2 separate regions of the Homo sapiens genome follow, and region 1 is linked to region 2. A link is an interaction called in ENCODE POLR2A ChIA-PET data of the cell type or tissue named here. Cell type or tissue: CD4-positive, alpha-beta T cell. All regions are shown on one strand. Each heading gives the region's core, and the rest is flanking DNA. Links, peaks and the distances in the headings are about the cores only.

Region 1 (13,948 bases), core at 4,987-12,986, 270 kb after region 2:
TCAAGTGATCCTCCCACCTTGGCTTCCCAAAGTGCTGGGATTGTAAGCATGAGTCAATGTGCCTGACCCTTTCTGTGTGTTGTTATCTAATCAATCATTTTTACTGTCATCCATATTTCTATTTTTGTTTTTTAATCACACCTTTTATTTTAAAAATTTGACTGCTTGATTTTAAAATTTGCATTGCTTAGTTTATGTTCTGTTTATTTAAATACTATTTTAGAAACTATTTCAGTACAGCTTTGTATGAATCCTGTAACTTTTGATATGCGATGTCTTTATATTTTTTCTAAATATTCTGTTGCACTGGTTCTAAACTTTGGTGAATATCAGTCTCAGCTGGCAGGCTTATTAAAAATGCAGATATTCCAATTCTACTTAACACTGGGTATAGGGCCTGAGCTTCTGCATTTTTAACAAGCTCCCCACCCCCTGGTAATCTGGATTAACATCAGCATATGGGAACTACAAGTCTTATATATTTTTAATTTTTTCATTAATTCAACAGTTATTTAGGAAGGCTTAAGAATTTCAAATCTTTAGGGTTGTTTGTTTTGAATTACTCTTAGTTTTATTGTATTATAATCAGAAGCTTGCCCTGCAAAATTTATTTTTTATTTTTTTTAAATTATACTTTAAGTTCTAGGGTGCATGTGCACAACGTGCAGGTTTGTTACATATGTATACATGTGCCATGTTGGTGTGCTGCACTCGTTAACTCGTCATTTACATTAGGTATATCTCCTAATGCTATCCCTCCCCTCTCCCCCGACCCCACGACAGGCCCCGATGTGTGATGTTCCCCTTCCCGTGTCCAAGTGTTCTCATTGTTCAATTCCCACCTATGAGTGAGAATACGTGGTATTTGGTTTTTTGTCCTTGCAATAGTTTGCTGAGAATGATGGTTTCCAGCTTCATCCATGTCCCTACAAAGGACATGAACTCATCCTTTTTTATGGCTGCATAGTATTCCATGGTGTATATGTGCCACATTTTCTTAATCCAGTTTATCATTGATGGACATTTGGGTTGGTTCCAAGTCTTTGCTATTGTGAATAGTGCCACAATAAACATGTGTGCATGTGTCTTTATAGCAGCATGATTTATAATCCTTTGGGTATATACCCAGTAATGGGATGGCTGGGTCAAATGGTATTTCTAGCTGTAGATCCTTGAGGAATCGCCACACTGTCTTCCACAATGGTTGAACTAGTTTACAGTCCCACCAGCAGTGTAAAAGTGTTCCTATTTCTCCACATCCTCTCCAGCACCTGTTGTTTCTTGACTTTTTAATGATCGCCATTCTAACAGGTGTGAGATGGTATCTCATTGTGGTTTTGATTTGCATTTCCCTGATGGCCAGTGATGATGAGCATTTTTTCATGTGTCTGTTGGCTGCATAAATGTCTTCTTTTGAGAAGTGTCTGTTCATATCCTTCGCCCACTTTTTGATGGGGTTGTTTGATTTTTTTCTTGTAAATTTGTTTGAGTTCTTTGTAGATTCTGGGTATTAGCCCTTTGTCAGATGAGTAGATGGCAAAAATTGTCTCCCATTCTGTAAGTTGCCTGTTCACTCTGATGGTACTTTCTTTTGCTGTGCAGAAGCTCTTTAGTTTAATTAGATCCCATTTGTCAGTTTTGGCTTTTGTTGCCATTGCTTTTGGTGTTTTAGACATGAAGTCCTTGCCCATGCCTATGTCCTGAATGGTATTGCCTAGGTTTTCTTCTAGGGTTTTTATGGTTTTAGGTCTAACATTTAAGTCTTTAATCCGTCTTGAATTAATTTTTGTATAAGGTGTAAGGAAGAGATCCAGTTTCAGCTTTCTACATATGGCTAGCCAGTTTTGCCAGCACTAGCACCATTTATTAAATAGGGAATCCTTTCCCCATTTCTTGTTTTTGTTAGGTTTGTCAAAGATCAGATGGTTGTAGATGTGTGGTATTATTTCTGAGGGCTCTGTTCTGTTCCATTGGTCTCTCTCTCTGTTTTGGTACCAGTACCATGCTGTTTTGGTTACTGTAGCCTTGTAGTATAGTTGGAAGTCAGGTAGTGTGATGCCTCCAGCTTTGTTCTTTTGGCTTAGGATTGACTTGGCAATTGCCCTGCAAAATTAATTGAAATTTCCATTGTGGTCATTTGTAAATGACCTCCACTGTGGATAGTTGGGAAAAAAAATAGCCATTTGATATATATCTGTTTTTTTTTTAATTGAGGTGAAATTTACTGTACAAGAAATTAAGCATTTTAAAGTGGACAAATCAGTGGCATTGAGTACATTCATGTGTTGTGCCACCACCACTGCTGTCTAGTTTCAAAACATTTTTATCACCTCAAAGGAAACTGTGTACCATTAAGCAGTTGCTCCCTTCTACCCAGCCTCTGGCAACCACCAGTCTGCTTTCATTTCTATGGATTTGCCTATTCTGAATATTTCATATAAATGAAATTATGCAATACGTGACCTTTTGTGTCTTCTTCACTTAGTATAATGTTTTCAAGGTTTATTTAACTCTTTGAGAAACTGCTATTTTACATTCCCACCAGCAATATATGAGGGTTGCAAATTTTCTGCATCCTTACCAATGCTTGTTATTTTCCATTTTTAAAATTGTGCCCATGCTAGTGGGTATATAGTGATATCTCATTGTGGTTTTGATTTGCATTTCCCCAATGATGTATGATGTTGAGTAGCTTTTCTTATGCTTATCAACCATTTGTATGTTTTCTTTGGAGAAATATCTATTCAAGTCCTTTACTCATTTAAAAAAGTTATTTGTCTTTTTGTTGTTGAGTTGTAAGAGTTCTTTATGTATTCTGGATACTAGACCCTTGACTTGTGAATTTTTCTTCCATTCTGTGGGTTGTCTTTTCATTTTCTTGATGGTGGTCTTTCACGTGCAAAAGTGTTTCATCTGGATGCAGTCCAGTTGATTTTTTTTTTCTTTTGTTGCTCATGTTTCTGGTGTCACATGTAACAATCCCTTGCCAAATCCAAGGTTGTGAAGATTTACCTTTGTTTTCGTATAAGAATTTTATAGTTTTATCTTTTGTGTTTAGGTTTTTGATAGATTTTGAATGAGTTTGAGGACACCTTCCTTCTTTTGCATGTAGCTATCCAGTAGTATCATTTGTTACAGATATTGTTCTCTCTCCATTGAATGGTCTTTGCACCCTCGTTGAAAATCAGTTGGCCATAGATGTATGGTCATAATTCTGGACTCTCAATTAATTGGGCTACAGGTCTCTTCTTTTTTTTTTTTTTTTTTTTTTGAGACGGAGTCTAGCTCTGTCACCCAGGGTGGAGTGCAGTGGTGTGATCTGGACTCACTACAACCTCCGCCTCTGGGGTTCAAGCGATTCTTCTGCCTCAGTCTGCTGAGTAGCTGGGACTACAGGTGCCCACCACCACACCTGGCTGGGACTACAGGCATGTGCCACCTGTGCCCAGCTAATTTTTTGTATTTTTAGTAGAGAGCCAGGATGGTCTCGATCTCCTGACCTCATGATCCACCTGCTTCGGCCTCCCAAAGTGCTGAGATTACATGCATGAGCCACTGCACCTGGCCCTAATTTTTGTATTTTTTAGTAGAGATGGCGTTTCGCTGTGTTGGCCAAGCTAGTCTCAAACTTCTGGCCTCAAGTGATCCACCCGCCTCAGCCTCCCAAAGTGCTGGGATTACAGGCATGAGTCACCACGCCCAGCAAGAATCTGCATCTGATTGGTTGGGTCAGGAATGAAATCACACGAGTGTCAAAATGGTCTTGTGTGTCGAGTCAGTTTCGGGTGGGGGTTACAGGGCCAGTTGAGTCAATTTCATGGTATGAGTAACCCAGGTGGCATCAGTTGGTCCACCAGAACACGAGGTCTGAAAAATACCTCAAGAATCAGCCTTGGGTTTTACAATAATGAGGTAATCTATTGGGGTAATCGGGGAAGTTACAAGTCTTATGACCACTGGCTAGTGACTCCTGTCTAGTAAGTAATTACAAAAAAGACAAGTTAGAAAATAGTGTCTTGTTATTATTTAACTATGCTTAAGTCTTAGCAGAATTCAGGCTCCTACTGTAATTCTGACCTTGTGTCCTTTTGTTATTTTTTACAAAGATGGTTTTGGTCTCTAAACAAGGAGGGGGTTAGTTTTGGGAAAGGACTATTATCATATTTGCTTTAAAGTTAAAATACAAACTAAATTCCTCCCATAGTTGGCTTGGCCTATGTGCAGGAATGAGCAGAGACAGCTTATGAGGTTAGAAGCAAGATGGAGTCAGCTACGTTAGGGTTTTCTCACTGTTATAATTTTGCAAAGGCAGTTTCAGTACCACATTGTTTTGATTACTGTAGCCTCTTAGTAAGTTTTGAAATTAGGAAGTGTGAGTCCTCCAACTTTGTTCTTTTTCAGTGTTGTTTTGGCTGCTTGGAACCACTTGGAATTCCATTCATATTTGGTGATTGGCTTTTCCATTTCTGCAAAAGTTATTGGAATTTTGATAGAGATTGAATTGAGTCTGTAGATTGCTTTGAGTAGTATTGCCATGTTAATAGTATTGTCTTTTATTTATTTATTTTCATTTTATTTATTTATTCATTCTTTTTTTTTTTTTTTTGAGACAGAGTTTTGCTCTGTTGCCCAGGCTGGAGTGCAGTGGTGCGATCTTGGCTCACTGCAACCTCTGCCTCCCGGATTCAAGCAATTCTCTGCCTCAGCCTCCCGAGTAGCTGGGATTACAGGCGCCCACCACCACGCCTGGCTAATTTTTTGTATTTTTAGTAGGGACGGAGTTTCACCATTTTGGCCATGCTGATCTTGAACTCCTGACCTCGTGATCCACCTGCCTTGGCCTCCCAAAGTGCTGGGATTACTGGCATGAGCCACTGCACCCGGCCTATTTATTTATTTTCTAAGATAGAGTCTCACAATGTTGCCCAGGCTGGAGTGCAGTGGTGTGATCTCAGCTCACTGCAACCTCCGCCTCCCGGGTTCAAGCGATTCTTCTGCCTCAGCCTCCTGAGTAGCTGGAACTACAGGTGTGTGCCACCACACCTGACTAGTTTTTGTATTTTTAGTAGAGACAGGGTTTCGCCATGTTGCCCAGGCTGGTCTTGAACTCCTGACCTCAAGTGATCCACCCGCCTCAGCCTCCCAAAGTGCTGGGATCACAGGCGTGAGCCACTGTGCCTGGCCAGTATTGTCTTTTAATCCCTAAACCTGGTATATCCTTCCATATATTAGATTTTCCTTAATTTGTTAATGTTTTGTGGTTTTCAAAGTGTCTTTTACCTCCTTGGTTAAATTTATTCCTAGGTTTATTCTTTTGATGTTATTGTAAATGGAATTACTAATTTTCCTTTCGGTTTGTTTATTACTGGTGCGTAGAAACATAGTTGGTTTTTGTGTGTTGATCTCGTACCCTTCAACTTTGCTGAATTTATTAGCTCTAGTAGTATTTTTGTGGGTTCCTAAGGATTTTCTATACATAGGATCATGTCATGTGCAGATTCTTCCTTCTGATTTGGATGAATTTTATTTATTTTTCTTGCCTAATTGTTCTCACTAGAAATTCTAGTACAATGTTGAATAACAGTGGTGAAAGCAATCATCCTTGTCTTATTCTTGATTTTAGGGGGAAAGCTTGTAGTCACTTTATCCCTGAGCATGAAATATGAACATCATTGTCATGAACCATTGCTGTGGGTTTTTCATAGTGCCCTTTTCTTTTAAATCTTTAACATTCTTCTGAGTGGAGTTAACTGGAAAACTTTAAAGAAGCTAATTTAAAATTTTTGCTAGTTTATGGGACATAGTCTCAAAATTGAGAACAGAAGAAACATCCACATGGTTGTAATTTTTGTCCTTAGGGCTTACATGGGCAAGAATATACAGAAAGCATTTATGGAAAAGGAGTTAAAAGGAGACAAGACTTTCAGAACTCACTGAATAGAAGATTCCACTTGTTTATTTGGTTTTACTCTCTAAACTGTTGGAGTTGATAATTAAGCCCCTTCTAAGGCTTTACTTTTTGTCACTGGCTTGTAAAACTGGAAAATTTGCCCAGATTAAGCCTTTTAATGTTTTATTTTGTGTTAATTTCTTTCTTGATTTGAGATAAATGTTTATAAACATCAACCAGTTTTTGTTTATGAGGCCTACACTGGAGGAAAGGACTGTAATTACTAATGTTGCATCAGAAGTTGCTCAGACAAATGGAAACTTTTTCTTTTCTTATAAAAGTGGAAGTGCCCCTAGTGTCAGAATGCACATTATTCTTGCATTTGGTAAAGTGTTCTGTTGTGTTTTTGTAGTCATTTTAATGACATTCAGATAGGTTTTATGCAAAATGTTTATGGTAGGCCAGATCTTAAAAACATTTTTTTGCAGGGAGTCAGGAGGTGATTACCTTTCCAGGTAATTTCAGGAATTTTCAGTTTTCCTAAATATTTTTAGGAAGAAACCCAGGTTCTATTAGAATATTTTGTCTCCACAAGTCTTGCCAGTCCCTCCTACCTGCCCCCCACAATACCTTGTAATGGAACATTTTGTGCCATGTCTAGCTAATGCATTAGATGAAACTTTTAAGTCACAGTGATGAGGAAGAAAAAAGATTGGCTGTGGATAGTGTGTTGCAACTATTTTTGCATTAAATCATAATTATGCCTTTCTGTCTTCTCTGGAGTTGAAAAAAAAATGATTTGTTGTCTCTGAATATAGTTGATATTTGTGTACCATATATCCATGGCCTCACCAGTCAGGAGAGAGATTTCCATCTTGGAAAATAGTTTGTCTGGAGTGAATGTTTCTGATTAATTCATTATGTGTATAGGAAAATTATATATGTATGACAGTTACATATGTTAGACAGTTATATGTGTCTAACTGTATTACATATATAACTACCATATGACAGTTGCATATGCTATTATGAAGACATATATATGTATGTGTGTATACATATATATAAAGTTCTGAACAAGGAGGGCGGGTTGTATGCTTCTTATAGTAAAAGGAATCTGAATCTATTACGATCTTTCTTTTAAGTTAGTGTCCTTGGGATAAGGAGAGCAGGTAGACGGAAGAGAACCTGGTAAGCTTAAAAGCCACCTGATTCTCCTGATTTGGGTCACCCGCATCTGGAACATCCTCTTTAATTTGGTTATCAACATGTTTTTTCATCCCTTTATTTATTCTATAATTCCTTATAATCGTGATAATTTATGAACCTAAACAAAGACTTTTTGTGTTGATTTCTTCAGTGACATAAAAATTAACCTACTTCTGTGGATGGATAGATGAACATGGATGCGTTCTATGGAGCAGAGTCTACCAAAATTATTTTTTTAAATCATCTGAAACAAATTGTGCTATTGGATTGACCATTTTCCTCAGTTGTTTTAACTGTTTACAGGGAATGAAGATGAGTGGGCAACAGGTTGTGGTTGCTAGAGTTCATGTCTTCACCATTATCTGCAGTCTGAATATTGGCTCTAAAGGTTCTGAAACCTGGTTTCCTAGTTTTATGCAGTGCTAATTTATACCAGTGAAATTTATAAGGGATTGATTTTCAAAACCCAAAGGCTTGTTTATTAGTTTACATGGGCAGTGGACCTTTCCAGTCCAATTCACTGTTTGGATTGTTTTTGTGTTGGTATCTGAGTATCAAACAACATCTTACCAATAATAAGAAAACTGTGTAATGTGTTAAAGATAATATAATGACTTATGCAGCTATGAAAATACATGTGTTAAAGAAAAACTCATAATCAGGGAAGAAGGCAAATGTTATACCTGTTTCAATGGAAAAGTAAAATAACCCACAAATTTATATGGAGTAAAGAAATGTTGAAATGGACCCAAGTGGAGACAAACTGGTTTGTTGGGGAGAGGGAGCTGGGGAGAAGCTCAGGAGGACAACTGAACCTGCTCCCTGACAGGATAGAATTTACATGTCCCTCAGTTAACCCATAGTCTATACAGTGTTGTAAAATAGCTCCCATCAAACAGAATCTGATAAAGTGTAGAGGTGTGCTATAAATCATGCCTAGTTTTCCATCAGATTTTTCTCTACATGTTACTGTGACTTGCAGTGAGTGGGGGTTAAAAGATGTTTTTTAAATTTAAGAGACAGGGACTTGCTATGTTGCCCAAGCTGGGCTTGAACTCCTTGATCCTCTTGCCTTAGCCTTCTGAGTAGCTGGGAATACAGGCGTGTGCCACAGATATTTGAGTACAGTTCTGGATCCTCTTTGAGCCTGATGAGCTTTTAAAATTGTGCTATTACCTGGTTAATGAATGAACAGTTTTAATGATTTGGTTTTAAATAATTTAACTTTTTTTTTTTTTTTTCTAAATAGGGCCTCACTCTATCACCCAGGCTGGAGTGCAGTGGCACAATCCCAGCTCACAGTAGCCTTGACCTCCTGGGCTCAAGTGATCCTCCTGGCACAGCCTCCTGTGTAGTTGGGATCACAGGTGTGCACCACCACACATGGCTAATTTTTAAAAAATTTTTTGTAGAGATGAGGTCTCATTTTGTTGCCTAGGCTGGTCTGGAACTCCTAGGCTCAAGCAATTCTCCCACCTTGGTCTCTCAAAGTGCTGGGATTACAGGCATGAGCCACCACACCTGGCCTTAAATTTGTTAGTTATACACAGATCCAGGTTCAGATTTACCTTGCTAGTCTTATTCTGTGTGTGTGAGACAGGGTCTAACTGTTGCCCAGGCTGGAGTACAGTGGCACAATCATAGCTCATTGTATCCTTGAACTCCTGGGCTCAAGTGATTATTCTGCCTCAGCCTTCCAAGCAGCTGGGATTACAAGCATGTGCCACCACCACTGGTTAATAAATTTTTTTTTTTGTAGAGGCAGAGTCTCACTGTGTTGCCCAGGCTGGTCTAGAACTCCTGGGCTCAAGTGATACTTCTGTCTCAGACTCCCACAGTTCTGGGATTACAAAATTGAGTCATGGTCCCTTACTAGTCTTATGGAAACTTATAATTTTCTTTTTGGCACTGGGTCTTTTTTGGATAGCTGGTGGTGACTTGGAGGCTGGCTGCAAGGGGCAGTATTAAATGTAATCTGGTATTATATGCTTTTTTTAAATAAACATGTAACCGTTAAAATTGCATACAATTATTGGAGGCTATATAATGGGGTTGGAAAGAGTCCCAGCTCTATGATAATCTGGATTACTGACCTATACAACAACATTTGCAGTTATTATGATTTTTGACCTAATTTGTCAGAATCTTCATTTTAATTCATTCTGAACATTTTAATGCATGTTTAAATAGAATAATTTTTAAATTGGCATGCCTGTTTTATACAACTCAGCCCAGTATTTTTCTTTTAGCCAGAATAAATGTTGAATGATTCCTTCCTTTTAGTGATTCTTTCTGATACAGTTTCTCCTAATATGTGATGCCCTCTAGTGAATTCAGCCTTTCAGAAATATTTTGAGAAGCAAGATTTTGAGAAGATTTCAGTATAATGAAATCTCAAGGAACATTCTAATAATTAGAACTATTCCTTTATGCTTTGTTGAGATGCAGGTTTCTCTCTCTATAAGTGTTCAAGTGAAGATTTGATAATCCACTATGAGTCTTATTTTTGAATAGAGTGAAACTTTTCCAGATGACTTCTAAAGTCTTCTTCAGCTTCATGGTTCTAGCTTCCATATAAACCAGTAGTCGTCAGCCAATAAATATTGAACATTCACTGGACCTTAAGCACTGTCCTGGGGCATTGTGAAGGTTCCAAAGGTAGTATAGGTCATAGATGTGATTTCAAGTAACTAATGCATCAAGAGGATGAAATAAAGTAGCTAACCTTTATTGAAGATTTACTCTGTTCCTGGAGCTGCTGAAGACAGTTTACTTTGTCATTTAATCCTCACAATAGTCTTTAAGTAGCTACCACTTTTAGTCCAATTTATTTGTGTAGATATTGGGACCCAGAGAGGTTAAATAATTTGCCCAGGGTCACACAGTAAGTGTTGGAACCAGGACCAGTTTATGTAAAATAATAGTGGGTAGGAGGTGAATGGCAGGACAGCAATCAAAGTTTCATCTGTCTTTACAGCCACTCCACATCACTTGAATTATCTCCTGATTTCCACCTCTGCTCAGATCCGCCACTGCATTCGATTCTTACAGGAACGCAGGCCCTATAACTGTGCTTGCAGGGGATCTAGGTTGCATGTTCCTTAGGAGAATCTAATGCCTGATGATCTGTCACTGTCTCCTATCATCCCCAGATAGGACCATCTAGTCTCAGGAAAACAAGCTCAGAACGCTCGCCGATTCTACCATTATGGTGAGTTGTATAATTATTTCATTATATATTACAGTGTAGTAGTAATAGTGGAAATAAAGTACGCAATAAATGTAATGTGCTTGAATCCTGAAACCACCCCTTCCCCTGCCCCTGCCATCCATGGAAAAATCGTCTTCTATGAAACCAGTTCCTGGTGCCAAAAAGGCTGGGGACTGCTGGCTTACAGGCTGTCAGCTCTCTGAGGGTGTATTTAGTTGTCTGTATTAAGCTAGCTCAAATTACTTTTGGATACCTCTTTACACTGTCATACTTAAGTGTGTGATTCTCTTATTAGCTTCAGTCACAGAAGTGATAGTTAATAATTTGTACATAAGTTTTGCAGTTCATTTTAATTTTTGGCCCATAAGGTATTTTACTTACTCTAAAGACTTACTTGATAGAATGACACAATCTTACCTTCTTTTTTCTTTAAAGCATCCATTCTTTGATGTTTAGTGAATCAACGCTTGTTCCTGTGCCTAAGAATCCTTTGAGGGCATTTATGACTTGTAGGTTTCTTTTGATTTTCAGAGACATTTACCACCCTCTTTATTGGATTTTAAGGCTAGGATAGCTGTTGTCCTTTTTGTTTTTATCACCTAGACTAAATAGAAATCGATTTCTCCATTTGTAGGTAAATTAATTTCATCAAATTAGAGCTAGCCTTTTGATGCCTTGGATTGTACCTGTTTGTGGTGTATTCAGGTTAGTGCTTGTTGTTTGGAGAAAATATGGAATACATCTTCGGTCTAATTACTGGAAAGATAATGTGAGCCTTAAAGAAGAAAGGAATATTATATTGTGATATATAAGGTAGGTCATTCTCATTTCTGGATACTTGTTTGGTGTCCATTTATGAAATGGTTTGTTTGCTCCAAAGTATCTGTATATAGCCTCTAACTGGTATACAACTAAGTCACAGATTGTGACCCTAATGGCCTGAGCACCCCTTAGGCTTCATCTCTCCCTGATTTCACTTCTGCGCATACCTAAAGACTTGATGTTATCAACATATCACTTTATCTTTCCATTTAGGCTATCCCTGAGTAATGAGAAGGAATGTGAGAAGAAATTAAATTGGAGGCTTTCCTAGTGAAAGGAGAGACACTCAGAGGTGGCCAGCCTAGGATTTTAAGAAGTCTAGAAAGATTGAGCAGGGCTCCCGAGAAGAATATTTTAATGAAAGTAGGAGGTTAGAAAAATCCTACCTGACTCTGTGCCCGTTTTGGTAAAAACAGAACAACTTTTTAAGACTTCTTGAAATTTTACGATTTTCCTTCTGTTTTTCTAATTTCTCTCTCTCCCCCCTGAAAGTTTTTCTAGCAGTGAAAAATCTCAAAGATTTACTTAAGGGATAGGAATTAAGGAATTTTGTGGTCTGAATTCTGTGGCCCAGGATTTGGGAACGTAAAGTCAAAAGTGTTAGTGAGGGATTAAAAAAAAAAAAAAAAAAAGGCATAAGCCAGTTACAGAAGCATTTGGAACTGGGCCTCCCACAGTTTATGAGTTAACACGAGATTGGGGTGTTAGGAGATAGTTTTATAAATCATTATTTGAAGTTAAGCATTTATTCATAATGGTTAAAGACTGTGTTGTTATTAGTGCTATTTTCAGGTACATTTTTGTGAAGTTGGCTTTTGTAGGCTGACGTGAAAACCTGATCACTTTTTATAACATAATTTTTGTGGGAAAATGCATTCTGAATTCCAAACAGCTGATTTAAATGCAGAGTTTTAGCATGCTACCTGCTCATAAGTTGGGACTGTTTTCTCTGTTCATATTCTGGTAGAATTCCCAATTTGGTACATTTCTAATCTGGGAAACAAAATTTTATTTGACTGTAGATGAGGTAAATCTCTATAGAATAGTTATATGTGTAAAAATAAGTTACTTCTTAGCTGAGTGTAGTGGTGTGTGCCTATAGTCCTAGTACTTAGGAGGCTGAGACGGGAGGATCACTTGAGCCCAGGAGCAGTAAGCCATGATTGTGCCACTGCACTCCAGTCTGGATGACAGAATGAGAACCTGTCAATAAATAAATAAATAGATAGATAGGTAGGTAGGTAGGTAGGTAGGTAGATACATAAATTTAAAAAACCAAACATAGACACACATAAACAAATGAAGTAACTTTCATAACCAGAAACTACAGTAATCTTTGGCATAGTATTTGTAACTTAAGACTTGGTTTTGTATTGTCCAAGATTTTTTAAGATCTTTAGGTTAAGATTCAGATGGACTTGCTGACTTGTGTTACATTGTAAAAGGGGAATCAAGCCTCCTGGGATATACTTGGGTTGCCCAATTGCTGTGTTTCTTTAAGTATTTTTTTCCCTTTTTAGGGCCTTTGTTTCTTCATCTACAAAATAAGAATGTTCATAATGGCATTATTCATATAGCTCAAACTTGAAAAATACACAGATGTCAGACAGAATAGATGAATACATTTTGGGATATTTATACAGTGAAATACCGTACAGCAATGAGCAAGAAGAAACAATTGTGGCACTTACTTATTTGGGTGAATCTCACAGACATGTTGAATAAAAGCAGCCAGATGCAGTAGAGTATATACTTGTTTTTTGTTTTTTATTTTCTTTGGTTTTTTTTTTGGGACAGGGTCTCATTCAGTCATCCAGGCTGGACTACAGTGGTGTGATCATAGCTCTCTGCAGCTTCCAACTTTGGGGTTCAAGTGATCCTCCTGCCTCAGCCTCCCAAGTAGTTGGGACCACAGGCTCATGTCGCCATCCCCATCTGTGGAGGATTGCTCAAGCTATCCTCCCATTTTTGTAGAGGTGGGATCTCAGCATGTTACCCAGGCTGGTCTAGAACTCCTGGACTCAAGCAGTCCCTCTGCCTCAGCCTCGCAAAGTGCTGAGATTATAGGTGTGAGCCACCATGCCTGGCTGTGTATATGTTTGTTAATTCCATTTAGATAAAAGACAGGTAAGACTACTGATGGTCATAGAATTCAGAATTGTGGTTACCAGTGGAGTAGTTAATTATTGGGAAGGGACATGCATGAAGGAGGCTTCTGGGTTGCAGGCAATACTCTGTCTCGATCTGGATACTAACTTTGTAAAAAATTTATTAAGTCATATACTTAGGATTTGTGTATTTTACTGAACACTACAGTTTTAAGAAGGCTGAAAGTATGTACCAAAACGAAACACAAAAAAGAAAAAAGTAAAAGAAACAAAAGATTGACTGGATTGGGAGCCAGGAAAACTGAGTTCGGACCTCAGCTCCACCACTGAACATCTGTGATTTTAGGTAACTCATTGACCTCTTTGCCTTAGTGATTGTATCTCTAAAATGGAAATAATCCCTGCCTTCTGTATTTCAATCAGGTTAAACACTTTCATCCTTTTATACTGTATCTCATTACATCATAGAGATAAACCTTTGAAAACACATTGGAGGCTATTTAAAATATTGTGGATGTAAAATGACATTATTTTCCTGTTAATACTTTTATATTTGTTGTATTAGTATTCTGTTTAATAAAAAGGACCCCATATAAAAGTAGCAAAAGGGCCAAAGACTGATCAGCTGAACGACATTTGTTACACTTACTTTTTTTCTTTTTTCCAGACAGGGGCTTGCTCTTTTGTCCAGGGTGGAGTGCAGTGGCT
Region 2 (17,613 bases), core at 4,044-12,043:
AGGGAATTCTGAAAATTCCTTAGTATTTCTGGTTAAAGTGATGTACATAGGCACCAAACTCACGTAAGGATAGCCTCTCCCATAGGAATGTGGCCAAGCTTACACAAGTGTACAGCAGGGTTGGAGGTCTCCCTGGCCCCTTCAGTTCTACTGCTCATGTCTTTCCCTGCCTTTAGGGCTAGCAGCAAATGATGCAAGTGTGTGCTGGTGTGGGTAAAAATCCAGGGCTCCAGGCGGAGGGCTGTCTTGCTATAGACACAAATCTCTTTGAGGATAGACTTGTATTCCCAGCAAAAACCTGGTCCCTGCGGGAAGGGAATGGAGCCAAGAATGCATATAGACATCTGAGCGTCTCCAAACGTGGCTGAGAGCAGGGGTTATTGGAATGTACTTCTTTTTTTTTTTTTTTTTTTTGAGACAGAGTCTTGCACTGTTACCCGGGCTGGAGTGCAATGGCACAATCTTGGCTCACTGCAACCTCCACTTCCTGTGTTCAAGCAATTCTCCTGCCTCAGCCTCCCAAGTAGCTGGGATTACAGGTGCCTACCATTATGTCCAGCTAACTTTTTGTATTTTTAGTGGAGACGGGGTTTCACTGTGTTGGCCAGGCTGGTCTCAAACTCCTGACCTCATAATCTGCCCACCTTGGCCTCCCAAAGTGCTGGGATTACAGGCATCAGCCACCATTCCCGGCCAGGGATGCACTTCTTACAGGCAGCAGAAATAGCCCCTCTCTACCCCAAACTCCGTTTAGAATTTGAGTTCACCACAGATTATGTATAAAAATCAACATTAACAATAATGATAACTAATATTTTGATAGTGATTAGTATTTGCCAGGCACTATTACAAATATTTTATATACACACCACTTTAACTCATGTAACAAATCCATCAGCACTAATGGACTAGGCCCTGCTTGGTTAAAAAAAGAAAAGGTGACAACCACAGACTAATACTATTTAGGTATAAGTTACCACAGATGATTTCAAGATTTGACATTACGTTTTTTAAAAACTTTCATCTTATCAAGAGCTATTTTCATGGAAATGGAGTTTCACTGAACAAGAATATTGTAATCTGCCAACAAGGTCGAAGTACCCTAAGCTTCTCCCGTCAAGAGACGGAGTCTATTTCTCACCCCTTGAGTCTGGGCTGGCCTGTGACTTGCTTTGGAATGCCATGCAAGTGACAGCTCACCAGTTTTGAGCATAGCCCTCAAGAGACTTTATAGCTTCAGTTCTCTCTTAAAATCTAGTTTTGCCACATGGGACAAGCCTAAAAGAAAAGACACTACATGGAGAGAGGCCCCAGATCATCCTGGCTGAGGCCCCAGACAAGTGAGTGTGTCCAGGGAACAACAGCCAAGCTTAGCCCAGACTGAAAGGACCTCCCAGCTAAGCCCAGAATCAGGAACTGAATAAATTATTGTTGTTCTTAGTCACATGATTTTGTTATGCAACCAAAACTGATATGGGGGAGACACTAAAAGCTAGATTTTACGTCTGCCTGATATCCTGGGCTCTTAGTGTTCTTTTCAAAATTCTTTCTGCAAATTCATGGAGTCACCTGTACCCTTCATGATGGGTACTGATTGATGGAGTTTAATTGTGTCCCTTTTATTCAAACAAACATTTCTCCCCTATCAAGTATATTTTTAAATTCTGACAAGAAAACATGGAAAATATAGAAAAGATTAAATAAGGAAACAAATAAAACTATAATTAAATAATCCACAGATAGGGACTGTTAATATTTATGGTTTTTTCTTTCACATATTTTTCCATTATATATTATAAATGTATACATATGCATATCATATTATTCTACATGGGTGTATATATTATACACACGTGTATTATATAATTAGTTTATGTAGTTCTGAATCCCACTTTTCTCTTCACAAGATTCTTATATATTCCCAGCCATTAAAATTCTTGGAAAACATCACTCTAATGGGTATAATTGCCCATCATAAAGATATATCATAATTTATTTAACTGCTTCCCAATTGTTGGACATTATTCTGTCTTCAATTTTTTATTATTATAAGTGGCAATGTCATGAACATCTGTGTACATCTTTGTTCAGATCCTTGAATCTGTCCTCAGGAAGATGGAATTGCTGGGTTAAAGAGCACCAGCATTTAAAGTTTTATCCATAAAAGGAACTACAATCCAAACATCTCGGGAAGAATATCTAAAGGAAGACAATGTTTATCTCTACTCCTGATGTTTAAGCCAGGAACAGGTCTGCTTTTGTTTTACTGGTACTAGGTCGGGAAAGAAATGCTCAGTGAAACAGAAGTCCAGGCATTCAGTTCTGGACGCCAGGGAACCCTAGCCCAGGGCCCCTCTCTACCGAATTGCTCAGACCCTCCGTGACCACTCTTGAGGTGTGTTCTCCTGGCTGGAGAGAGGAGATGCAGGCTGGAGAAGACATGGCGGAGTCCAGGGACCATTCTTGTCCTGGCTCCCGGAACACGCTCCTCTTAGGGGTTTCATTTCCCTCTAGGCTGGGAATGCTGCCAGGGGGCTGAGGAACTGATGTTCCCAAGGCTGGTACATTTGATTTTCACTCTTGGCTAGAATTCAGAGCAGAGAAAAGTAAACTGCATCTGGGCCAAGGTGAGCCTGTCTCCTTGGAGGTCCTTGGGCTAAATGGAGGAGAAGGGTATACAGAGCTGAGAGCCAAGGAAGCCGATGAGGAATTGCACTTGGGTGTGGAGAACAAAACTACGTGGCCATTGATTGACTCAGGAGCTCTGCTGGAGGTGCCCTTGGCTCCCTGCATCTTAATCCTGGCCTGAGAATGGTCAGTCTACTTGAGGGCCAGTAATACGATCTTAAACCTTCATGACTTACGCCTCAGTACCAAGGCCAGTCCCTTCATTTGAAAAGGAAGAAGGAAGAAAACTAGAATCCATTGGCGATTTGCTGTGTGCCAGGCACTTTACAATACAAAGAAGGCTTATTAATATTCTCATTCAAAAAAATAAACAAACCAACGCCACAGTAAATGATGGGATTTGCTTAAGGTTTTGGGACTAATTAATTCAAAAACTGAGACTTGGCTAGGCACAGTAGCTCATGCTTGTAATCCCAGCACTTTGGGAGGCTGAGGCAGGTGGATCACCTGAGGTCAGGAGTTTGAGACAAGCCTAGCTAACATTGTAAAACCCCGTCTCTACTAAAAATACCAAAAATTAGCCAGGCGTGGTGGCAGGCACTTGTAATCCCAGCTACCCGGGAGGCTGAGGCAGGAGAATTGCTTGAACCTGCGAGGTGGAGGTTGCAGTGAGCTGAGATTGTACCATTGCACTCCAGCCTGAGCGACAGAGCAAAATTCCAGCTCAAAAAAAAAAAAAAAAAAAAGAAAGAAAGAAAAAGAAAAGAAAAAATGGAGACTCGAATTGGGTGCTTTTTAATCCCTGGATGCAGAGGCAGGTATGGTATGGCAAGGAAAAGATCACTGACCTTAGATTTTCTACAAGCCCTGACCTTAGATTTTCTTATTACTTCTTTGAACTTGGGAATGGTACTCATTGCCTCTGAGCTTCAGCTTCCTATTCTGTAAAATGAGCAGTTGCCTACCTTGCAGGGTTCTAGTTAGGAGTGGCAGGGGGAATGCTTGCAAAAGACCTAGTGCCGCACTTGACCCACAAGAGGACTCTTGAACACCAGCTGTAACATCCACCCCTTTTGCTTCTGTTGCCTCTTCTGGGAGCCCTGACGGGAAAACCCAGTGAGGTTGAGGATACAGGGGTTTGTGGGAGACCTCCGTCTCTGGAACGAATCCCCCACTCCTCCATCATGCCCACCACACTGGCTGCTTGATTTCTCTGCCACACTCTAGCTTTTCTCTCTGAAAAACAACTTGCCAGTAACACAGCAAGAAGGCTCAGGGCTCTGAACTATTGTGTGCATCCCAGGTGGACTCAGTCCCCAGATGGAAGAAGGACAAGTCTCCATCTCAGAGACAGGGAGTGGGAAGGTAACTGGAATTTTACCTGTGCAAAGTGCCCTACATCCAGGTGATATTTCATCCTGCTCTGTTCCTTCGTAAAGGTCTCCAGCGAGCAGAAGGGTTCCATGAGCCTTACTCCTCTGGTCCCAGGCCTTGCCAGGCACATGTTGCTTTTCCCTGGGAGTAGGGCTGGGCACTCCTGCCTCCCCATGCCCATCAGCCATGGGGTTCCCTTTAAAGGCTCTGGATTGAGCACAGTCACCTCTAATGGGACCATGGAGGACCAGCCCAGCAACCTAGAGCTGCTTCCCAGGCTGCCTGGGAATCATTTCATTTTCTATTTGCAGAATCACAGATGTTGACTTTTGATCTCTTCCTCTCTCCCTTGGGGGCCTCAAATCAGTGATGACAGCTATTTCATTTCTTTTTAATTTTTTTTCTTTTCCCTATAAAGAGAAAAGGTCAGAAAGGGCTCAGAAAGGTTTTGAAAATATTGGAAGAGCTACATACTGGCTACTGGAATGCAAAAGAAAAGCTCTAGCCCTCTCTATGGAAAGCTCATGGCAATGACCAGGCAGAGGCTGGGGTGGGCACTCTTTAAGGCAGTAATGTTAACCTTTAGTGTGTCTGTAAATCATTCAGGAGTCTTGTTATTAATACAATGCAAATTCAGATTCAATAGGTCTAATGCACTCCCAGGCAAGGTCCATGCTGCCAGCCCAGAACCATGCTTAGAGGAACAGGTGCTGAGTTTCTTCCTCACCTCCACCTTGCCCCAGTCCTGAATCCTGCAATCTGTAAATGCTCCCTGCTATCTTCATGCAGTTGAGTCTTAACAGGCAAGAAGCCAGCCAAGCGAGAATCTCTCAGCAGACACTTTAATCAAATTAAAACCCACATTTAGATTTTTATCACTTTTGATCATTTAAACAGAAGAACTTTCAGATATATATAGATTTCCAAAGAAGGGATCACAAGAGGACACTCAGGTGAGGGGTGGGGAGTTGGTGGCAGTGTTGGGGGGGCTTTCTTCTCTCACCCCATTCTATCCCCTTTGACTTATTCATTTCTTTTAAATAGCATTTGGCTCAACTATTATGATCTTATGCTGAACCTTTTGCCATCCCATGAATGGGCAAGCCTCTGTATACCCAGTGAAAATTACCTTTTTCTTTCCATAGGTCCCAGTTGCTTTTTTTTTTTTTTTTTTGAGTCAGAGTTTCATTCTGTCACCCAGGCTATAGTGTAGTAATGTTATCTTGGCTCACTGCAACCTCCTGGATTCAAGTGATTCTCCTGCCTCAACCTCCTAAGGAGCTGGGACTACAGGCGTGTGCCACCATGTCAGGCTAATTTTTGTATTTTTTAGTAGAGATGGGGTTTTGCCACATTGGCCAGGTTCGTCTCGAACTCCTGACCTCAAGTGATCCACCCTCCTCAGCCTCCCAAAATGCTGGGATTACAGATGTAAGCCACCACACCCGGCCTCCCACCTCCCAGTTACTTTTATAAAAATTTTTCTATGTGTTTTGCTCATGTGAACACAACTTAAAATGCATTCTATGATAACTCAAACATAATAAGATGGATAAATATTGTGTATTAGAAAGCAATGTCCATTTTCTAAAATGATTCACTGCATCATGCCATAAGCGATGAGCCCTTTCTGGGTCTTTAACCATCAAAAAGTGACTCTCAGGGATTCAGACCTAATTGGCCTGAGGAGGGACTCAGGCACTAATATTTTTTAAAAGCTCTGAAAATGATTCTAATGTACACTCAGGTTTCAATACCACTAGACTAAATGATGTCAAATTGCTAACTTGAAACCATTCCGATGCCTCGCTATACATTTAAATTCCACACGCATTTTTGAGTGCTTGTCATATACCAGGCACTATGTGGGCTCCTGAGATATGAGCAGATCAGCCGCAGCTTCTGCCTTCAGGGTATGCACAGTCTAGCAGGGGAGATTTTAAAAAGCAGAATTAATTCTATCTAGAGGCCCCACAAATAGTGAAACAGGGAAATGTTGCCTCTATAAATACAAATAAAAGGAGAGGAGGGAGTGGGGGAACCTGCCCATATCTCCCCCATCATTGCTCTTCCTCTCACTTCCTCCAGAGGGTACAGAACGTGGATTAAACAGGAACACAATGAGTGCAGGGCAGAACCTCAGCTCTCAGATTTGAGCTCTGGAGAGAATGGGCAGGGCCGTGAGCAGCTGAGAGATGGAGCCTTCCAGGCTGGGCGATTTCTTAATGTAGGAATGCAAAACCTGGCCCTCAAGTGGCAAAGGCTAAATTGTGAAATGATTTTCAGCAGCTCCTCCACCAAAAGTGTCAGGTAGCTAAAGTCAGCCTCCTCCTCCCTGTCTGCATGCACTCCAGCTGCCTGCTTTTTGTGCTCTTCCTGCCAGATGCCCTCAGCTGGTCCCTTCACTTATATATTTATTTATTTATTTATTTATTTATTTATTTATTTATTTATTTACTTATTTGAAACAAGGTTTTGCTCTGTCACCCAGGCTGCAGTGCAGTGGTGTGATCTTGGCTCACTGCAACCTCTGGCTCCCGGGTTGAAGCAATTCTCCTGCCTCAGCCTCCCAAGAGGCTGGGATTACAGGCACCTGCTATCACACCCGGCTAATTTTTGTATTTTTAGTAGAGATGGGGTTTCGCCACGTGGGCCAGGCCGGTCTTGAACTCCTGACCTCAAGCAACCTGCCCGCCTCGGCCTCCCAAAGTGCTGGGATTACAGGTGTGAGCCACTACGCTGGTCCCTTCACTAAATCTTTATGCCAGCCTGGCTTACTTGCCCCCCAATTACCTTGCAGGTGTCAATCAGCTGGGCGGGACTTCATACTGAGCATGAGTGGCCAAGAGGGTGTGCAAGAACACCTGCATGGTAAGGTAGGAGACTGTTTCTCCCAGAGAAACTCCAGTGTTGGGGAATTCATGAATGAGATATTTTAATAAATGCAAAATCATGCAGTCCCCAGTCCAAATGAATCCACGGATGAGTAAAGCCAGTGAATTTTGGCAGAAAATAGCATATGACCCAAACCTGCCCCTTCACCTCAATTCTGGGGCTCAGCAGGTGTTGTCAAGTGGAGTTCTCTCCTACTAGGGAGAGGGAGCTTGCTCCCAGGCACAGCTGACCAATGAGGGAATGGGCTGCTTTTTGAGATAATGAATTTCCCACCAGAGGCCTTTTGTAAGGTTTTGGGGCAGGAGTATTTAAGCAATGGAAAGGGTGTTGGCTACTTTTAATGTGCCTTATAAGGAACCTCTTAAAACCACTTTGTGACTGCCTTTAAGTACCTTTCAATTCTACAGTTCTTTGAAATATGTGAACTGAATTCAGGTCTCCTATAAGCAGAGGAATAATGACAGTGGCAACGCTGCAAAGCCATGAATATCAATGAATATTAACTGGGAATTTCCTCAGTCGCAGCTCTGTGACACTCTCAAATACACCCTATCCCTCAAAAATGTGTAGAATTATATTATACGTACTTTACAAATAAGGAAATATGCATAAAGAAGCTGAAAGATTTGCCCAATATCCCACAAAAGACACGTGCTTCAAGTCCAGGTTTCTTGATTTGTAGTCTGATGTTTATAGTATAATATCATAATTTTTATTTTGTTCAGATACAGTAAGAGCTGAAAAAAATCCTTAGAATATGTATCTTCAGGAAAGAAAATGATCTCAAAGAAGAAACAGATTTGGTGGAATTTGATGGCTGGATTAGCTGTCAGGGTAATGCTCATGAGTGGCCAGCAGGGAGCAGAAGCCTGCCATTCTAGCCGCTTACATCCTTTCCAAGCCCGTAGAGGTCTGGAAGTTAGTGCAGGAAAACCATTGAGAGCAAAGCCTAAGAAAGCAGAAGGGAGCCAGTGAGGACTGCTGCAAAGGCTCCTTTCAGGCAGGATGTATCAACAGCAGGGTGCATCTGAAGAAGAGGCTTCCCCCAGGAGGATGCCTCCAGGACCCAGAGGCAGCAAGAAAACTCTGGAACATGCACAAGATTGGAATATCAGCAATCCAAGACTCCAGGAGTCAATCTGCTATTTTCCAGCCCATGACCCTTTCTCTGCATCTGTTTCCCTTCTCAATTTACAGTACATTGCCATTGTCAAGCTGTGCAAAGGCCTTCTCTTGTTTTATTTCATTTTCCTATCATTTCCAGTTTGTGTTCCCATTCCCCCACATATTGTTCTCTTTTTCCCGTTGGTTTGCAAGAGCTCTCTGTATAATCTAGGTGTACATCTCTTGTTGTTTGCAAATATATTCTCCCCAACTGTCACTCAGCTATCTGTAAATTTCACTAAAGAGAAATATGGCTTGTGTTTTCCCACCCTGAGTTCACAAAGATATTCCACATTTCCATCTGGAGTTTAGAATATGATATAAAGTTGACTATGATATAATAAAGTTGAGATACAGCTTTATTTTTCTCCATAGAGTGAGCTAGTTAGAGCCCACCACCAGTCCCCAAGTTCATGTTTTTCTTACTGTTTTGGGGTGCTACCTCTATCATAAGTCAAGTTTTCATATTGAAAAATGGGTTTTATATTTTTGAGCTCTTTAGTTTGTTCTGTATGATTTGCTTGTTTCTGTACCAATACCACATCCTTTACTACCATGGCTTTGTGGTAAGGTCACCTGTCTCTCTCCTCTCCTCTCCTCTCCTCTCCTCTCCTCTCCTCTCCTCTCTTCTCCTCTCTTCTCCTCTCCTCTCCGCTCTGCCCCGCCCTGTCCCTCTTCTCTCCTCTCCTCTCCTCTCTTCTCCTCTCCTCTCTTCTTCTTCCTCTCTCTCTCTTTCTATTAAAAATGGCTTAGTTATTTCTGGATCTTATTTATTTTTGAGACGAAGTCTCACTCTGTCAGGCTAGAGTGCGGTGGCACAGTCACAGCTCACTGCAGCCTCGATCTCCCACGCTCAAGCAATCCTCCTACTTCAGCCTCCTGAGTAGCTGGGACTACAAGCATGTGCCACTATGCCTGGCTAATTTTTAAAATTTTTTTGTAGAGACAGGGTCTCAGTATGTTTCCCAGGCTGGTCTCAAACTCCTGGGCTCAAACAATCCTGCCTTGGCCTCCAAAGTACTGGGATTACAGGTGTGAGCCACTGTACCTGGCCTACTCTGATTCTTAGCATAACCCTGAAATATCCATCTACCTTTATGGTCCTTCTTTATTTTTCTAGTTTTATTGCTTTGGCCAAACCTCTAGGACTATCCCGGAGGGGTGCTTTCAGGCCTGCCACTGTGGCAATGCACAAACTTGGACATTTTCAGAAGTTCACTGAGCTTCAGATTCGCAAACTCTCCTTCCAGAGTCTGGTGCGAGAAACTGCTCAGAACTTCAAAACAGATCGTGCTTCCAGAACACAGCTATTGGTGTTTTGCGGGAAGTGAGGCCTATCTGCTTGGCCTTTTTGAAGACACCAACCTGTGTGCTAGTGGTGCCAAACATGTAACAATTATGCCAAAATATATCCAGCCCGCACTCCAGATATATGGAGGGCATGCTTAAGAATCTGTTATGATGGGGAACATTTCATTCTCAAAAAAAAAAAAAATCTTCTTTCTGTTATTGGTAGTTCTGACCATTAGATTTTCCCCCCCAAGGGATCAAAAGGTACCTAAATATATGATTGCATGTGGAAAAATAGGACAGAAACATCAGGTATTGGCAATTGTCTTAGTCCATGTTGGGCTGCTATAAAGGAATGCCTGGGGCCGGGTAATTTATAAAGAAAAAAGGTTTAATTGGCTCACTATTCTGATGGCTGGAAAGTTCAAGACGGGGCATCTGGTGAGGGCGTCCTGCGGCTTCCGTGTATGGTGGAAGGCAAGGGGAGCCAGCATGTGCAGAGATGACAAGGTGAGAGGAAACAAGAGTTTGTGGGGACCTGGATCTAACAACCAGCTCCGCAGAAACTAATAAGGTGAGAAGTCACTCATCCCCACCGCACCCCCATGCCCAGGGAGGGGATTAATCTATACATGAGGCATCTGCCCCCAGGATCCAAACACCTCCCACTAAGCGCCACCTCCTAACATGGCCACACTGGAAATTAAATTTAAACATGGCCAGGCGTGGTGGCTCACGCCTGTAATCCCAGCACTTTGGGAGGCCGAGGTGGGCGGATCACGAGGTCAGGAGATCGAGACCATCCTGGCTAACATGGTGAAACTCCGTCTCTACTAAAAATACAAAAAATTAGCCGGGCGTGGTGGCAGGCACCTATAGTCCCAGCTGCTTGGGAGGCTGAGGCAGGAAAATGGCGTGAACCGGGGAGGCAGAGGTTGCAGTGAGCCAAGATCGTGCCACTGCACTCCAGCCTGGGCGACAGAGCGAGACTCCGTGTCAAAAAAAAAAAAAAATTCAGCATATCATCAGGTGGGGACAAACAAGCCATATCCAAACCACAGCAGCAGCTTTTCCATTTTCATGTGAATTTTTAATATAAATGTGGGCACATAAAGCATTCAAGAAAGAATGTTTCAGTGAATACGTTTTAGCAGTTCACCTTTATAACAATTATAAATAAACCTGTTAAATTTTTCTGGACAATGTCAGCACTTGAATATTTTTTATAACAAATAAATGTCTTATTGACTAAATGGTATTTGCAGCATTTTTACCATACAGTAGATTCCACGCACTCACTATACTTTTCTGAGCCCTACATGCAAGTACTTTTTTTTTTTTTTTTTTTTGAGACAGAGTTTTGCTGTTGTTGCCCAGGCTGGAGTGCAATGGCGTGATCTGCAACTTCTAACTCCCGGGTTCAAGTGATTCTCCTGCCTCAGCCTCACGAGTAGCTGGGATTACAGGCGTGAGCCTCGCACTCAGCCACAGATACATATTTTTAATGTTGTCTGTCTTCTGTGCAATTCCTGTATGTTTGTTATTAAAATACATTAGGCTATAAATAAATAAATACACTATTGGATACCATCAACATATTTTATTCTGAATTTTCAAATATGAAATAGCCTTATAGTTTTGTGTGTGTGTGTTTCTGCCATCCTCCTCTGACTTTGTAATAAAGATTAGAGCAGTCTTATAGCAAAGGAGGAACTCATTTCTATTTGCTGGGGTAATTTATGTATGTCAAGAGATTATCTATCTTTTTTTTTTTTTTTTTTTTTTTTTTTTTTCTGAGAAGAGTCTCACTCTGTCACCCAGGCTGGAGTGCAACGACATAATCTCAGCTCGTTGCAACCTCCGCCTGCGGGGTTCAAGTGATTCTCCTGCCTCAGCCTCCTGAGTAGCTGGGATTACAGGCATGGGCCACTACACCCGGCTAATTTTTGTATTTTTAGTAGAGACAGGGTTTCACTATGTTGGCCAGGCTGGTCTTGAACTCCTGATCTTGTGATCCACCCACCTTGGCCTTCCAAAGTGCTGGGATTACAGGTGTGAGCTACCACACCCAGCCCTATCTCATCCTTAAAAGTGGGTAGAGCTTATCTGTAAAACCATCTGAGCCTAGGGCTTTTCAGAAAGGTTTTTGATTATATTGTAATTCTTAATTGAATACTTGACAAAACAGTTTGTTATTTATTCTGTTCCAGTCTTGGAATTTTGTATTTTTTCAGAATTGTATCAATTTTAGTAGGCCTCCAAATTATAATTCTTCATAATAGTATTAGTCTCAAACTTTTCATAGCCTGTGGCTTTCAGCATTTAATGCATGGTTTTATCTTCTCTTTTTTTTCTCCACCAGGCTCATCAGACATTTATATATTTTGTTAACCTTTTCAAAAAACCAGCTTGGTCAACGTCTTGTTGTTGATAAACACTATTTCTCACATTTCTGAACTTATGTATATATTTTCCTTTTTTCCAGATTTCTCTATTGAAAAATTAGCTTCAAGAATGTTTCAAAAGTGATTTAGGAATAAGCCATCTGAAGCCTTATATACCTGATACTATTTTTATTTTACTTTTATTTAAATGATAGTTTGTTGAAGTTCTTTCCCATCAACACTTTAAAATATTACTTTGTTGTCTTTTTCTTCTTCTTCTTTTTTTTTTTTCAGTAGAGATGAGGTCACGCTATGTTCCCTAGGCTGGTCTCAAAGTCCTAGGCTCAAGCAGTCCTCCCACCTTGGCCTCCCAAAGTGCTGGAATTACAGGTATGAGCCATCATGCCCTGCCAACGTCATTGTCTTCTTGTATCCGGTTTTGTTATCGAGGTTTTTTTGTCATTCTAATTCTTTTTCTCTTTTCGTTGATCTAGTTTTTCTTTATACATGTTTTGAGAATGTTCTCTTTGTCATTAATGTTCTTAAATTTCACTACCATGTATCTAGGTGAGAGTTCCTTTTTGTATTTGTCTTGTTTAACACTTGGCTTATTTTTCAATCTAAGTTTTGTATTTTCTTTATTTCTAAAAAATTCTCAGTCATCTTACCTCCAAATATAGCCTCCCTTCACTATTTGCTTCCCCCTTCTGGTTCCAAATTCAGCCCTCCTAACCAGTACACTATCCACCTGCTCTGAGAAGGTCAGCTTCGTTGCCCTTATCTGTTTGGGTATGGCTTCCTTCTACCACACCGTGAAAGGCAGGGGTAGAGTGCTGTTTTGTCTTTGTACTCCTGGGGCATCAGTACCCACCGTGTGCTAAACGAATGAATGAACTAAGAGAATGGAGAGGTGGAGGTGGCCACAGGGCTGGAGTCAGAGGTGCTGTGGAGCCAGGGCGGGAGCCCAGCTTCATGACTGTGCTGCGTCACACTCAGGCGCATGACCTCTACTGGGGCTGCAGCCCCTTAAGCAGACCCCTCCCTGTGGGAGTCTTACTGCTCGTACGTTATATATATATTTCCTTTCAATAGGGGCATCCAAAGTCTTAACCCAAAGCGGGCACCGTTCCCTGGCAGCCTGGTGGCAGGGAGGCGGGAGAGATATGTTCCAAGCCCCTCAAATGGCCCACTTAGGCAGTCATGTAGAATCTCGAGAAATACTCCCTAGCTTCCCAGGAACTGACTTTTTCCTGGATAAGTCTCTCTCTCCTGGATGTAGGCTATCAGCTCTCCAGAAACACCCCCTCACTTTCAGTCTCTCTTAATGGTTACTCTCAGCAACCTTTGAACCATTATCGATTCATGCTATTTTCTACCATCTCTTCGATTTCATTTTTCAAGAGGTCTGATGTTCTTTCACTATTCCTGCCTTTCTGATCTTCTCTCATAAAAATCTGCCTTTTCTATAGAAGCTTTATTGGAAGAGGTTTTACACATGAGTTAGGAAATTGGATTAGATTATCTTGGCCACCATCCAACCCTGAATTCATTGATTCTGTGAAATTTACAACACAGTTGAGCTAAACTAGCACCATTGGGGATCACTAATGATTAAATCATCCACCATACCATGGTGCCCTTCTGCTTAATGAGAAGATACAACGCTAACCAGCAAGTTCTATTTGTGGCGTTGAGATTAGTGAGCTACTCTGACATTATCTAAGTTGAACATTCAAACTAACCATATTTCCAGTGTGCCTTAGGTATCTCAGTAATGACAATCATAGTTAACACATATGAGACACCTACAATGTGCCAGGCATTGTCCCAAGTACTTTACGAACTTTTTTTTTTTTTTTTTTTTGAGACACAGTCTCACACTGTCGCCTGGGCTGGAGTACAGTGGCACGATCTCGGCTCACTGCAACCTGTATCTCCCGGGTTCAAGCGATTCTCTTGCCTCAGCCTCCCAAGTAGCTGGGATTACAGGCACTCCCCACCATGCCTGACTAATTTTTTGAATTTTTAGTAGAGATGGGGTTTTACCATGTTGGCCAGGCTGGTCTCGAGCTCCAGGCCTTGTGATTCACCTGCCTCGGCCTCCCAAAGTGCTGGGATTACAGGTGTGAGCCACCGTGCCCGGCCAGTACTTTACATACTTTAGCTCATTTATTTTCCACAGTTACACAGTGAGAGAATTAACATTTTCATCCCTGCATTACAGAAGGGAAAACTGAGGCATGCTGAGGTTATATAATTTACCCAAGATCAGAGTTGGTAAACGATAGAGCTGGAATTCAAACCGAGCAGGCTGGGCTGTTAACCACTGCACATACTACATCCTGAAGCTCAGAGAGATTATTGTGCACCCCCCATGTGGAATTACGCCTTCCTATCTCCTCACAGGAGGCTGCCAGAACTCCCTTCCCCTCCTATCATTATGACATGCGTCTGGGCTTCACCTTTTGCACATCTGAAAAGAGTTAAAAGAATTAGGAGACTTTTGAAAGAGATGGATGGTATAGTAAGGAAAGATACTGAAGCCAAAACAGGAAATAGAAAGTCAGTCATGTTTGGGTCAAAGTAAGAAGAGTTAGAGAGGGAAGAAGAGGACGAAATTCAGGATCTTATGGAGGGCTTGGAAAGCATGAGAACACGCCAGATAAAAGGAAACAAATAAAAAGGAAGATGTAAAATAATAAAGATGTCAATTGTTCCCAAATCAATTATACAATTTCAGCTGAAGTCTAACACAGCTTTTTTTTTTTTTTTTTTTTGGTTGGGTTTGGATTGTGTTTGGTTTTGTTCTGCTTTGTTTTGAACTAGACAATCTGATCTCAAAATTCCCTTGGAAGCACAAAGGGCCAAGAATAACTGAGAAACAATTTTGAAAAAGTACAAGGTGGAAGAACTTGCCCTACCAGATATCAAGATTTATTATCAAAATATTTAGAAAAGAAGACAATATAGTCTGCGCACAAGGATAAGTAAGGGAGCAGAATAAAGGGCCCAGTCACTGGCCTGCCCATGTTTGGAAAGAAGATGGGGCAGAGATGATGTTACACGCCAGTGGGGAAAGGGTATTCTATCTGATAAATGAGTGCTAGGAGCAACCTTTATCCATATGGAAAATAGTAGATTTCTACATCAGATCATTCCTGGGTGATCTTAAAAAAAAAAAAAAGCACAACTTTAAAACTTAAAAACTTAAAAAAAAAAGCACAACTTTAAAACAGAAGATGAAGACATAGAAAAATTCTTTGTAATTCTTTGTGACTTTAAGATGAAGAGTTCATTTAAAAACACTGAAAATAGAAACTTGGGGTAAGTTTAATTTTAAAAGTGGTAATGTGGACTAGTACATTAAAACTCACTTTTGTACAACAAAGGCCATGAGAACAAAGTGAAAACCAAGCCATAGACTGGAAGATAATATTTGCAATGAATACAATATGCAAAGCGATATCTCTAATTAATAAGAAAAAGACAACATATGGGGGAAAATGGACAAAACTATCAATTCACAGAAAAACTCCAGGTCAATAAAAATATAAAAAGATGCTTACTTTCACTATTAAAGAAGTACAAATCCAAACAACAATGAGATACCATTCACACCCACCAGATAGCAAAAGTGTATGTCAATGCCAAGTGTTGGGAAAGATGTTAAATCATGGAGTCTCATTCACTGCTAGTGGAACTGTAAGTTGATCCAAGTACTCCAGAGAGCAATTTGGCAACAACTAATGAAGATGATCATGTCCAGAAATTCCACTCCTAGGCATATAGTCAAGAAGACATGTATTAAGATATTCACTGCAGTACTGGAAACAGCTTAAATGTCCATCCACAAGAGAATAATTAAATTGTATTAGAGTTATACAATGGAATACAACACAGTATGTGTCAGCATAGATAAAAATCTCACAATTGTAATGCTAAGGGAGAAATGAATATTGCAGAAGATAGTGATACTACAGATATGATTATACACTATATAAAATTTAAAAGCTGGCATAATAATCCTTTGCAATGTCTGTGATACATAAAAAATGTAGTAAAAATAGTAAAAGTATAAAAACACATGTGAAGATGATTAACACTGATCTCAAAACAGTGCTTAGCTCTGGGAAATGAGGGAAGAAAATGGGATGAGGGAGGTGTACAGAGAGGAACTCAATTGTATCGCTGATATTTACTTTCTTTGAAGTAAAAAGACATGAAGCAAATAAGGCAATGTGTTAATATTTGCTAAAGCTGATGTGGCCATCATTAGCGCTACCCACCAAATATTTCTGGCTCTCTGCCTGCCAGGCCCATAGTAGGATTCTATGTCCTCACCCATTTTGAATCAGGAGCAGCCTAGAGATTTGCCTTGGCCAATGAAATGTGACTGGAATTGACTTGTGTTTCTGGCCTCTTGAGCCAATGCACAAAAACTTTGGCCAACATGGCAGCCCAGAGACAAAGCTTCTGTCCTCCCCAGTCCCTGAGCAAGCATGACACCCCCAGGCAACCCTAGGAGGATGGGAGGATGGGAGGGAGATGAGTGCTGTCAGCCGCTGAGGTTTGGGGGTTGTTTGTTACTACAAGTCTACCCTGGAGAATAGAGCTGGAAAATGGGTCCACTCCTATTCACTGTATCAGTCTCTGATTTTATCTACATGTTGAAATATTATCAAAAACATTGTAATACTTTTAAATTGGACTGGCTTTCTATCTCTTCGTTCACGAAAATTCTCTGTACTGGCCTGCGCAAGGCCCCTCTCTTAATTTATTAACTTTTGTGTTTTCAGAAAGTGCCTCTGACTTGGGATGGAAGCAATGTGGAGCTGTAGGAGCCTCCTGGTAAAAAGGATGAATGGCAGAAATCATTGATTAAGCCCAGATTTCTGGGTGAGCCCAGATTTCCTCCAGTGCTGTCTGCTAGCATTTCCCATCAATCTGGGGACAGAAACCCAATGAGAAAATCTTAGCTTTTCTCCAGAGAAATGTAAGCAAGAATTTTGATGAATGCAACTGCCGTTGATTCTTTGTATGGCTTTTAGAAAGATCACTTCACCCTTTTTCCCACTTCTCTGCAGTTCACCTCTGGGAGAAATGTCAAGAAAACTTTCCCACACCTCATGGCTTCCAGGTTCCTTTTTAGGGCTGCCTGCAAGGCCCACAGGGAATAAAAGGCCCAGCAGGAGGTGGAGGAGGGGCAGCATGGTGAGAGAAGGAAGAGAAACTCCGTTCTTGGCCAGTTGTGCTCCGTACTGTGCAGACACACAGGCAGCGCCTGGAAGTCACCGAGAAATGCAATGCCTTTGAGAAGTTCCGTGGAAAGAATGACATCATGACCAGTCACTCCCCCACCCCACCTTTTTTCCAGTGGGAGTGAGAAATAAATAGACTGACACATTTTCCAGTCAGGGAGCCATTCTGGACAGCAAGTTTACCTTGGCACAGGAGCTCAGGTGGGGCTGTGAGAAACCTTATCTGTGCTTGCCTGGTAAACAAGGAGCCTGCAATCTCCCCGGAGTCTTGGCCACTGAGCAGGTGACTGCGGGAGGCAGGTGAGCAGAGCAGGTGAGCAAGGTGAGCCTCGGGCCCAGGAGCACGCTGTGTTAGGTAAATATTGCCTTAACTTGATTGATGGACTCACTAACTGTCTGTTTGTTGCCAAGAGAAATGCCATCACCGCCAAATTCAAAGGTAAAATTCCTGTCCCTTAAATCAAGGGTTCTCAAACTGTAGTGCGTTACTAGGTCACCTGGGGAATGCCATTAAAATGCAGGTTCTGATTCAGCAGGTTGGGATGGCTGAGAAAATTGCCTTTCTAACAAGCGGCTGGTGATGCCGAGGGTGCTGGTCTGTGGACCACTCTCTGAATTTG

What was found. ChIA-PET counts read pairs that join two places held together with the same protein. Peaks named below come from ENCODE experiments on the same cell type or tissue, not always from the same donor. Only the 100,000 strongest peaks of a DNase experiment are listed, where the experiment ranks them.
Region 1: POLR2A ChIA-PET joins it to region 2 with 10 read pairs; 6 of 35 experiments call an interaction of 5 or more read pairs at or near these places.

Annotation. Positions count from the first base shown.
Region 1 is chr2:30,466,326-30,480,273 of GRCh38, forward strand. The region is part of intron 1 of LCLAT1 (lysocardiolipin acyltransferase 1); the gene reads left to right. Among named protein-coding and RNA genes, the nearest start is that of LCLAT1, 26 kb to the left of the region's middle. In CD4-positive, alpha-beta T cell, for the core only: a CTCF peak has its summit at 9,419 (motif pointing left); no DNase peak of the experiment used is centred there.
Region 2 is chr2:30,200,801-30,218,413 of GRCh38, forward strand. It overlaps LOC124907749 (a long non-coding RNA gene), which reads left to right. Exons shown (of 2, transcript XR_007086267.1): 2 at 1-1,440. It also overlaps the pseudogene H3P5. Among named protein-coding and RNA genes, the nearest start is that of LBH, 22 kb to the right of the region's middle. RefSeq lists a silencer at 7,808-8,032 and an enhancer at 17,141-17,613. In CD4-positive, alpha-beta T cell, for the core only: CTCF peaks have their summits at 7,750 (motif pointing right) and 7,958; DNase peaks (open chromatin) are centred at 7,771 and 8,624; H3K27ac peaks cover 434 bases.